Regions from separate parts of the Homo sapiens genome. Here regions 2 and 3 are each linked to region 1. The links are chromatin contacts, found by Hi-C or POLR2A ChIA-PET in ENCODE. All regions are on one chromosome and are shown on one strand. The core of a region is the stretch at or near the end of the contact, and the rest is flanking DNA. Distances in the headings are between cores, read along the strand shown.

Evidence for each region. Hi-C counts contacts between places; a loop is a spot of excess contacts on that map. ChIA-PET counts read pairs that join two places held with the same protein, here RNA polymerase II (POLR2A). Pooled maps may share reads with other maps.
Region 2: a loop to region 1 is called in a pooled map, with 5 times the contacts of the local background. The contact joins the enhancer-like site here to the promoter of TNFAIP8L1 in region 1. A Hi-C loop is called at or near these places in 1 of 168 maps with a recorded cell type or tissue (PC-9) and 6 of 50 pooled maps. POLR2A ChIA-PET finds 5 or more read pairs at or near these places in 2 of 52 experiments (CD4-positive, alpha-beta T cell and IMR-90).
Region 3: a pooled map shows a loop between it and region 1 (10-fold over the local background). The contact joins the promoter of TICAM1 here to the promoter of TNFAIP8L1 in region 1. A Hi-C loop is called at or near these places in 7 of 50 pooled maps. POLR2A ChIA-PET finds 5 or more read pairs at or near these places in 4 of 52 experiments (CD4-positive, alpha-beta T cell, GM12878, IMR-90 and 1 more).

Annotation. Positions count from the first base shown.
Region 1 is chr19:4,638,121-4,640,820 of GRCh38, reverse strand. TNFAIP8L1 (TNF alpha induced protein 8 like 1) reads right to left here and starts at 1,305. Exons shown (of 2, transcript NM_152362.3): 1 at 1,192-1,305. RefSeq lists an enhancer at 305-1,304 and silencers at 1,205-1,644, 1,705-1,784.
Region 2 is chr19:4,814,095-4,816,794 of GRCh38, reverse strand. TICAM1 (TIR domain containing adaptor molecule 1) reads left to right here. Exons shown (of 2, transcript NM_182919.4): 2 at 1-863. The coding sequence ends at 556. Among named protein-coding and RNA genes, the nearest start is that of TICAM1, 16 kb to the left of the region's middle. RefSeq lists an enhancer at 813-942. Within about 2 kb of position 1,373, at least 13 of the 41 ENCODE cell types and tissues checked have a DNase peak (open chromatin) inside an H3K27ac peak, as active enhancers do.
Region 3 is chr19:4,830,338-4,833,037 of GRCh38, reverse strand. TICAM1 (TIR domain containing adaptor molecule 1) reads left to right here and starts at 1,326. Exons shown (of 2, transcript NM_182919.4): 1 at 1,326-1,424. RefSeq lists silencers at 1,190-1,479, 1,490-1,609.

The sequences.
Region 1 (2,700 bases), core at 56-2,555:
GCTTGTTATGTTTCAAAGTTGGCGCCCTCGGACCTGCCGTAGTGGCAGAGGGCACAGCCCATGCAAAGGCCCTGAGAGAGGACCTCGCCTGGGGTGTTGGAGAAACAGGAGGAGGCCAGTGTGACTGGGGCAGAGCCACAGCGAGAGTCAGGCAGGTTATGAGCAGGGCCTGTATTCCTGCATCTGATCCCCCAGCAGCCCTCAACTTGGGGAGTTACGACCCACTCCTGTTTTACAGATGAGGAAACTGAGGCTCCGCAGAATTGAAAAACTGGTTCAAGATATCATGCGGGTGGCAGAGCTCAAACCTAGATTGGTCCAAGCTCCGCCACCACTGGGCTGGCCCCCCTGGGGCCTCCCAAGGCGTTCATCGCCTCCAGCTGAGCTGGGACTGGCTCAGGAAATAAACTCTGGCGGCCTGTTTACACCTGGGGCTGCTCCTCCACCAGCCCTTCCCCCCTCCATAGAGAAGGTGCTGGGAAATGTGAGGATGCAGAGAAAACAGATTCTGTCCTGCCTCTGTCCCCACTTCCCTGGACAAACATTGGAAGCATTGGCCTCTTTCTAGGCCTTAGTTTCCCATCCCAGGAAATGGGCCTAGTTCGACTTCACAGAAAAGGCCAGGAGGCGGCAGGTGTCCTTCAGATCACCTGCCAATTACCTTAGCAGCGACGGTCCCAGTTCACAGCTGGCAAAACTGAGGCCAAGTCCCCACAGGCCACTTGGGAGCTCATTAGGGGCCAGTCTGGGTGGGCCCGGGCTGGCCTAGGCCTGGCTCCCCGCCACCGATGCCTGGACCGATGCCTGGTTTAGCTAGAAGCTACAGTCATGCCCACCTCCGCACGGCTGGCCCAGCTGCCCACCGCCTGGAATGCCCTCAGGGTTCTGGAATCTGGCCTGAGCACCTGCGGCCCTACAGTTAAAGGGGGCAGAGTCCACTAGAGTCCACATGGGGGATGGGGGTGCTGGTCCCAGAGCAGAGCCCCACGCCAAGGGGGGCAATTGAGACTCAATCTGTCTCCCCCTAACCTATACAGCGAGAGTGACAGAGAGACAGACGGAAACTGAGGCAGGAATGTAGACGGACAGGCGGTGGGGTGCAGAAGCATTAAGGGGCGGGAGAGACAGAGGGCGGCCAGGTGGCCCCCGAGATGCGCTGAAATGGGGGGCGCCCCGGCACTGCTCGCTCACCTACTCTCGAAGCAGAGTCCGTACGTCCAACCGTCGGGGGTCCGTCCAGCCGCCTCCGTGGGCCGGGGCCGTTGCCGCGGCGGTGGGAGCAGCGCCGGAGCCGGGGCCGGGGCCGGGGCGGGGCGGGCAGCGCGGCCCCGCCCTCCACTCGCCTCGCCCCTCGGCAGGCCACGCCCTCCACTCGCCCCGCCCGCGCGGAAGGGACCGGAGAGTTGCCAGGCCTGGGGGGCGGGCCGAGCGCTCCGGATTAGCCAATGACAGGGCGGGCAATGTACGAAAAGGCCAATGGGAGCAGGGCACTGCGACGGGGGGGAAGTGGGGGGAAGGGGCGGAGCCTGGGGGCGGGGTCAGGCGGCTCTGGGGGATTCCTCCGGAATCGCGAAGGGGCCCGGATGCGGGGGCGAGGCCGTCGTGGGGGTGCCGGCCACAGAAAAGGGAAGAGATAAGAGTACGAGACAGACAGAGAACCTGGGGAGGGAGGCACAGAGACACCAACAGGAAGAGACCAGAGAGCCAAAAGGCAAAACAGACCAACCACGTGGTTCTGCACGGGCCCCTTCCTCCTTCTGGGGCTAGTTTACCCGCCTGGGTAATAGGAATTTCGGCAGAAGCGTGTTTCTCAAAGTACGGCCTCGGGGAACCCTTCGCGTCAGAAAGATCTGAGAGTCCATTTTAAAATGCAGATTCCAACTAGGTGTGGTGCCTCACGCCTGGAATCCCAGCACTTTGGGAGGCCAAGGCAGGAGGATCCCTTGAGCCCAGGAGTTTGAAACCAGCCTGGGCAACCTAGGGAGACCCTGTCTCTACAAAAAAAAAAAAAAAAAGAAAGAAAGAAAAAGAAGAAGATCAAAATAAGTTAAAATTTTAAAAATACAGAGTTCTGTGCCACAAGAAGGGATGAATCTAACCCAGGGTTGTGGGGCTATAGATGAATCTTTGGGGTGAGGTGGAGGGCTCCTGGAGACCTCATCAGAGGATCCCCAGGTCCAGCCTCGATTTCCGTAGGAATGAGCCTGCAGGACACACAGGAGCCTCCCGGCTGCGCAGCGCCAGCTGGGGTCCCCCGGGGAGGATGCAGCTGTGAGTCCTGGGAACCAGGCCCTGGAGCTGCTCCCAGGTCCCCTGCAGCACCATTTCCGCCCTGCAGCCCAACTCTGGGTCCCGGTTGCAGCTAGGGCCTAGGGAGCCCATAGCAACCTCGCTGCTTCTTCCTCCAGGAAGCCAGACAACAAATTGTTGAGGGCCTGTTGTGTGTCCTGACCTGCACACGGGATTCAGGAAGACCGAGGCACAGGCCTCAGGAGGCAAAAGTAAGTTAAATATCTCATTGGCTGGGCCCGGTGGCTCACCCCTGTAATCCCAGCACTTTGGGAGGCCGAGGTGGGCGGATCACCTGAGGTCAGGAGTTTGAGACCAGCCTGGACAACATCGTGGAACCCCGTCTCTACTAAAAATACAAAAATTAGCCGGGTGTGGTGGCACATGCCTGTAATCCCAGCTACTCAGGAG
Region 2 (2,700 bases), core at 124-2,623, 180 kb before region 1:
CAAGCCCCACAGGCTTCAGGCCCGAAAGGCCATGTGGAGGAAGGAACAGGACACCCGAGCCCTGCGGGAACAGAGCCAACACCTGGACGGTGAGCGGATGCAGGCGGCGGCACTGAACGCAGCCTACTCAGCCTACCTCCAGAGCTACTTGTCCTACCAGGCACAGATGGAGCAGCTCCAGGTGGCTTTTGGGAGCCACATGTCATTTGGGACTGGGGCGCCCTATGGGGCTCGAATGCCCTTTGGGGGCCAGGTGCCCCTGGGAGCCCCGCCACCCTTTCCCACTTGGCCGGGGTGCCCGCAGCCGCCACCCCTGCACGCATGGCAGGCTGGCACCCCCCCACCGCCCTCCCCACAGCCAGCAGCCTTTCCACAGTCACTGCCCTTCCCGCAGTCCCCAGCCTTCCCTACGGCCTCACCCGCACCCCCTCAGAGCCCAGGGCTGCAACCCCTCATTATCCACCACGCACAGATGGTACAGCTGGGGCTGAACAACCACATGTGGAACCAGAGAGGGTCCCAGGCGCCCGAGGACAAGACGCAGGAGGCAGAATGACCGCGTGTCCTTGCCTGACCACCTGGGGAACACCCCTGGACCCAGGCATCGGCCAGGACCCCATAGAGCACCCCGGTCTGCCCTGTGCCCTGTGGACAGTGGAAGATGAGGTCATCTGCCACTTTCAGGACATTGTCCGGGAGCCCTTCATTTAGGACAAAACGGGCGCGATGATGCCCTGGCTTTCAGGGTGGTCAGAACTGGATACGGTGTTTACAATTCCAATCTCTCTATTTCTGGGTGAAGGGTCTTGGTGGTGGGGGTATTGCTACGGTCTTTTAATTATAATAAATATTTATTGAATGCTTCCGCAGCGCCATTGTCTTCTGGGACACCTTCTGCCTGGCTATTTGTTATAAAACACGTGGCTCCCGCTCCCGCAAAAGGGAACAGGAAGCGGGAAGTGCACGCCTCTTCTTGGAGGGCATAGACCGGCCTTTGCCCTCATCCCATTGGCCAGAATATAATCACATGGCCCTGCTCCTGCCGCAAGGAACCCTGGGAAATGTAGTCCTTTCTGAACGGCCGTGTGCCTCCCGAGTCGGGGTTCTAATACCAGGAAAGGTGGAGGGAAAAGATATTGTTGAGGGCGGGGAGGGTGCAGCCTGGGCAGCATGGTGAGACCGCGTCTCTTCAAAAATACAAAAGTTAGCTGGGCGTGGTGGTGCACGCCTGTAGTCTCAGGTACTCAGGAGGCTGAGGTGGGAGGATTGCTTGAGCCCAGGAGCCGAAGGCTGCAGTGAGCTATGAATGAATGAATGAATGAATGAATGAATGAGTGAGCGAGTGAGTGAATGAATGAATGAGTGAATGAGTGAGTGAATAAATGAACGAGTCAGTGAATGAATGAGTGAAAGAATGAACGAGTGAATGAATGAGTGAATGAATGAACGAGTGAGTGAATGAATGAGTGAATGAATGAACGAGTGAGTGAATGAATGAGTGAATGGATGAGTGAGTGAAAGGATGAGTGAATGAATGAATGAGTGAGTGAATGAATGGATGAGTGAATAAATGCATGAATTTGAATGAATGCCATTGGGGGACATTTAGCAGTTTTTGCTGCAGCCCTTCCTTTTTCTTTGGGGTCTGCCTTTGATGCCCCCACCAAGGTTGGACTCCGATGCCACTGTGTGACATTTGGCAAGTGCCTCCCCTGTCGGAGCCTCTGCTTTTTCATCTGAGAAATGGGTCTGTGGAGGCTGTTGTTTCAAGGCCTCAGCGGATCATATGCAGAACCACATATCAGGTACACCATACCTGGGTAGCAGGTGCAGCACTCATTAAGTATGGGGACCCACATGGAAGGGATTAATATTTTTCAGGGTGACAGACCTTCTAAGAATAAGAATGGAGCCAAGGTTTGTTGGACACTTAACATGTATTGATTCTGGAGTGTCTAAATACATAAACAAGACTGGGTGCTGTGGTGGCTCACATCTGTAATTAATCCCAGAACTTTGGGAGGTTGAAGTGGGAGGGTTGCTTGAGGCCAGGAATTCAAGACCAGCTTGGGCAACATAATGAAACCCCATCTCTATTTTTTTTTTTTCCTGAGATGGAGTCTGGCTCTCTCACCCAGGATGGAGTGCAGTGAAGAGAGCTCAGCTCACTGTAACCTCCACCTCTCGGGTTCAAGCTATTCTCCTGCCTCAGCCTCCCGAGTAGCTGGGATTACAGGAGCTCGCCACCACACCCGGCTAATTTTTGTATTTTTAGTAGAGATGGGGTTTCGCCATGTTGGCCACGCTGGTCTGAAACTCCTGACCTCAGGTGATCCACCTGCCTTGGGCTCCTAAAGTGCTGGGATTACAGGCGTAAGCCACCACACCCAGCCGCATCTTTCTTATTTATGTATGTATTTATTTATTTATCAACTGAATAAGACATCCAACTCTTTTTAAAAAATAAATAAATAAATAGGCCAGGCATGGTGGCTCACATCTGTTATCCCAGCACTTTTGGAGGCCAAGGCAGGCGGATCACTTGAGGTCAGGAGTTCGAGACCAGCCTGGCCAACATGATGAAACCCTGTCTCTACTAAAAATAGAAAAACCAGCTGGGCATGGGGCACACACCTGTAGTCTCAGCTACTTGTGAGGCTGAGGCAGGAGAATCGCTTGAACCTGGGAGGCGGAGATTGC
Region 3 (2,700 bases), core at 77-2,576, 190 kb before region 1:
AATTACCATTCCCTCAATTATTAATGAAGACAACCACAGGACCTGGGACTTTGTCCGTTTGTCCCTAATAAAAACCACAGATACTTTCAGATTGCATTGCAACCAGAAACACATCTGACACTTGTCACCACGGCAAAATCACTGTGATTATTAGATCTTATTTAATGTGGTGATAAAAATAATATAGGCCAGGTGCGGTGGCTCACACCTGTAATCCTAGCACTTTGAGAGGCCGAGGCGGGAGGATTGCTTGAGCCTGGAAGTTTGAAAGCAGCCTGGGTAATATAGGGAGACCCCGTTTCAAATAATAATAATTATTATAATCATAAAATTAGGCCGGGCGCAGCGGCTCACGCCTGTAATCCCAGCACTTTGGGAGGCCGAGGCGGGCAGATCACCTGAGGTCAAGAGTTCGAGACCAGCCTGGCCAACATGGTGAAACCCCATCTCAACTAAAAATACAAAAATTAGCCAGGTGTGGTGGCACGTGCCTGTAATCCCAGCTACTCAGGAGGCTGAGGCAGGAGAATCGCTTGAACCCATGAGGTGGAGGTTGCAGTGAGCCGAGGTCGCACTACCGCACTCCAGCCTAGGCCACAGAGTAAGACTCCAACTAAAAAAAAAAAAAAAAAAAAGGGAGGCCGGACACGGTGGCTCACACCTGTAATCCCAGCACTTTGGGAGGCCAAGGCAGGTGGATCACCTGAAGTTGGGAGTTCGAGACCACGCTGACCAAGGTGGAGAAACTCCATCTCTACTAAAAATACAAAATTAGCCAGGTGTGGTGGCACATGCCTGTAATCCCAGTTACTCAGGAAGCTGAGGCAGTAGAATTGCTTGGACCCGGGAGGCGGAGGTTGCAGTGAGCTGAGATTGCGCCATTGCACTCCAGCCTGGGCAACAAGAGCGAAACTCCGTCTCGGAAAATAAATAAAAAAATAAATAAACAAACAAACAAATAAAATAAGAGAAATAAAATAAAAACAGCTGCTACATTTATTTCCTGGAAAGCACCTATCACTAACGGAGATGATCCCACTTTACAATTGTGATTACTTTCTCATCTGGGACCCCCGCCCAGATGACTGTGGGCTCCCCGAGAGCAGATGCGAGTTCTTCTGGCCCCCTGCAGACAGTAGGTGCTCACACTTGCTGAACGTGACCGCAAGGGTTGGGAAGAGAGCGCATGGGTGCGGGGCGACCCGGGGACTTTCCCGGTGCTGCGGGGCAGGACTCCGAAACCGTGACCTCACGTCCCACACCCACCCGGGACGCGGAAGGGGCGGCGCGCTTCCTTCCCAGGGCGCGGGCCGCGGGGTGGAGCCAGCGCCCTCAGCGCGCTACGGTCCGCGGGCAACTCCGCAGAAGCCCCAGCCCCCAGGACCCCAGGACCCAGTGGCGCAGCCGGCAGCCCCGGATCCCTGGTAGGTGGGGAAGGGGCGAGGACGGGCCTGAGGTGGAGAAGGTGTCGGGGGTGTGGGGGGTGGCCCTGAGCCCGTGCCGCTCGCCAGGGCTCCAGGCCACCTGGCCTCCCTCTTAGGGCCCCGGTGCGGAGGAGGGGGCCTGGCGCCGCGCGTTGGGAGGTTGACGTTCCCCTCAACCTCCAGCTCCCCGCGCTGGTGGCCCAGATCCTCCCCCACTGTCGGGATCCTCCCCAGCACCCTGGCTTCCTCCCCGACAGCCTGACCCCTCCCCCAAACCCCAGATTCCTCCCGGACACCCCAGATTCCTCCCCAACACCCAGGATTCCTACCTGAAACCCCATATTCCTTCTCACCCCAAATTCCTGACACCCAAGCTTCCTACCTCACACCCCATATTTCTCTCAACGCCCTGAATTTCTCCCTGACACCCAAGGTCCCTCCCTGATACCCCAAATTCCTCCGTGACACCCAGGACCCCTCTCTGACACCCTGGATTCTTCCCCAACACCCAGGATCCCTCCCGAATACCCCAGATTCCTCCCAGACACCCCAAATTCCTCCCTGACACCCCAAACTCTTCCCTGACACCCAGGATCCCAACCTCACACCCTGTACCACCACACACCTTCTTCCTTTCTCCCCCTCCTAACGGTTATCCAGCCACATGGGCTTCCTTACTGTTCCTCCAGCTCACCAGGCGCAGTCCTGCCCCAGGGCCTTTGGGCAGGTGGCTTCACCTTCCAGAAGCTTTCCTCCCTGATCTCCACCCAGCCTCCTCCCTCAGCTCCTTTAGGTCTCAGCTCAATGTTACCTCCTGTCCCCAAAGGCCTCCCTTGACCACCGTGGTCCCCTGTAGCCCCTTCCCAGCCAGTCTCTCAGAGCCACACAGCCCCCGGCTCATGGCTTTCACGTTACTTTTCATTCTCTGAAATGATCTTGGGTTATTTTCTCGCTTACTGTTGGTCTCCCTGAACCAGACTGGGAGCTCTGTGAGGGTAGATGTGCCTGCCTTGATATGCAGTGGCACTTTGAACAGTTCCTGGACCTAGTAGGTGCTCAATAAATGCATATTCGATGCATGAAAGGCTGCATGAGAGTGTGGGAAGGAGAGTGGGAGAGGTGGTTAAAACATTTAAAAAGGACAAGGTGGGAGGATCACTTGAGCCCAGGAGTTCAAGACAAGCCTGGGCAGCATAGCGAGACTCCACCTCTACAAAAAAATTCAAAAAGAAAGTTAGCCGGGTGCAGTGGTTTATGCCTGTAATCCCAACACTTT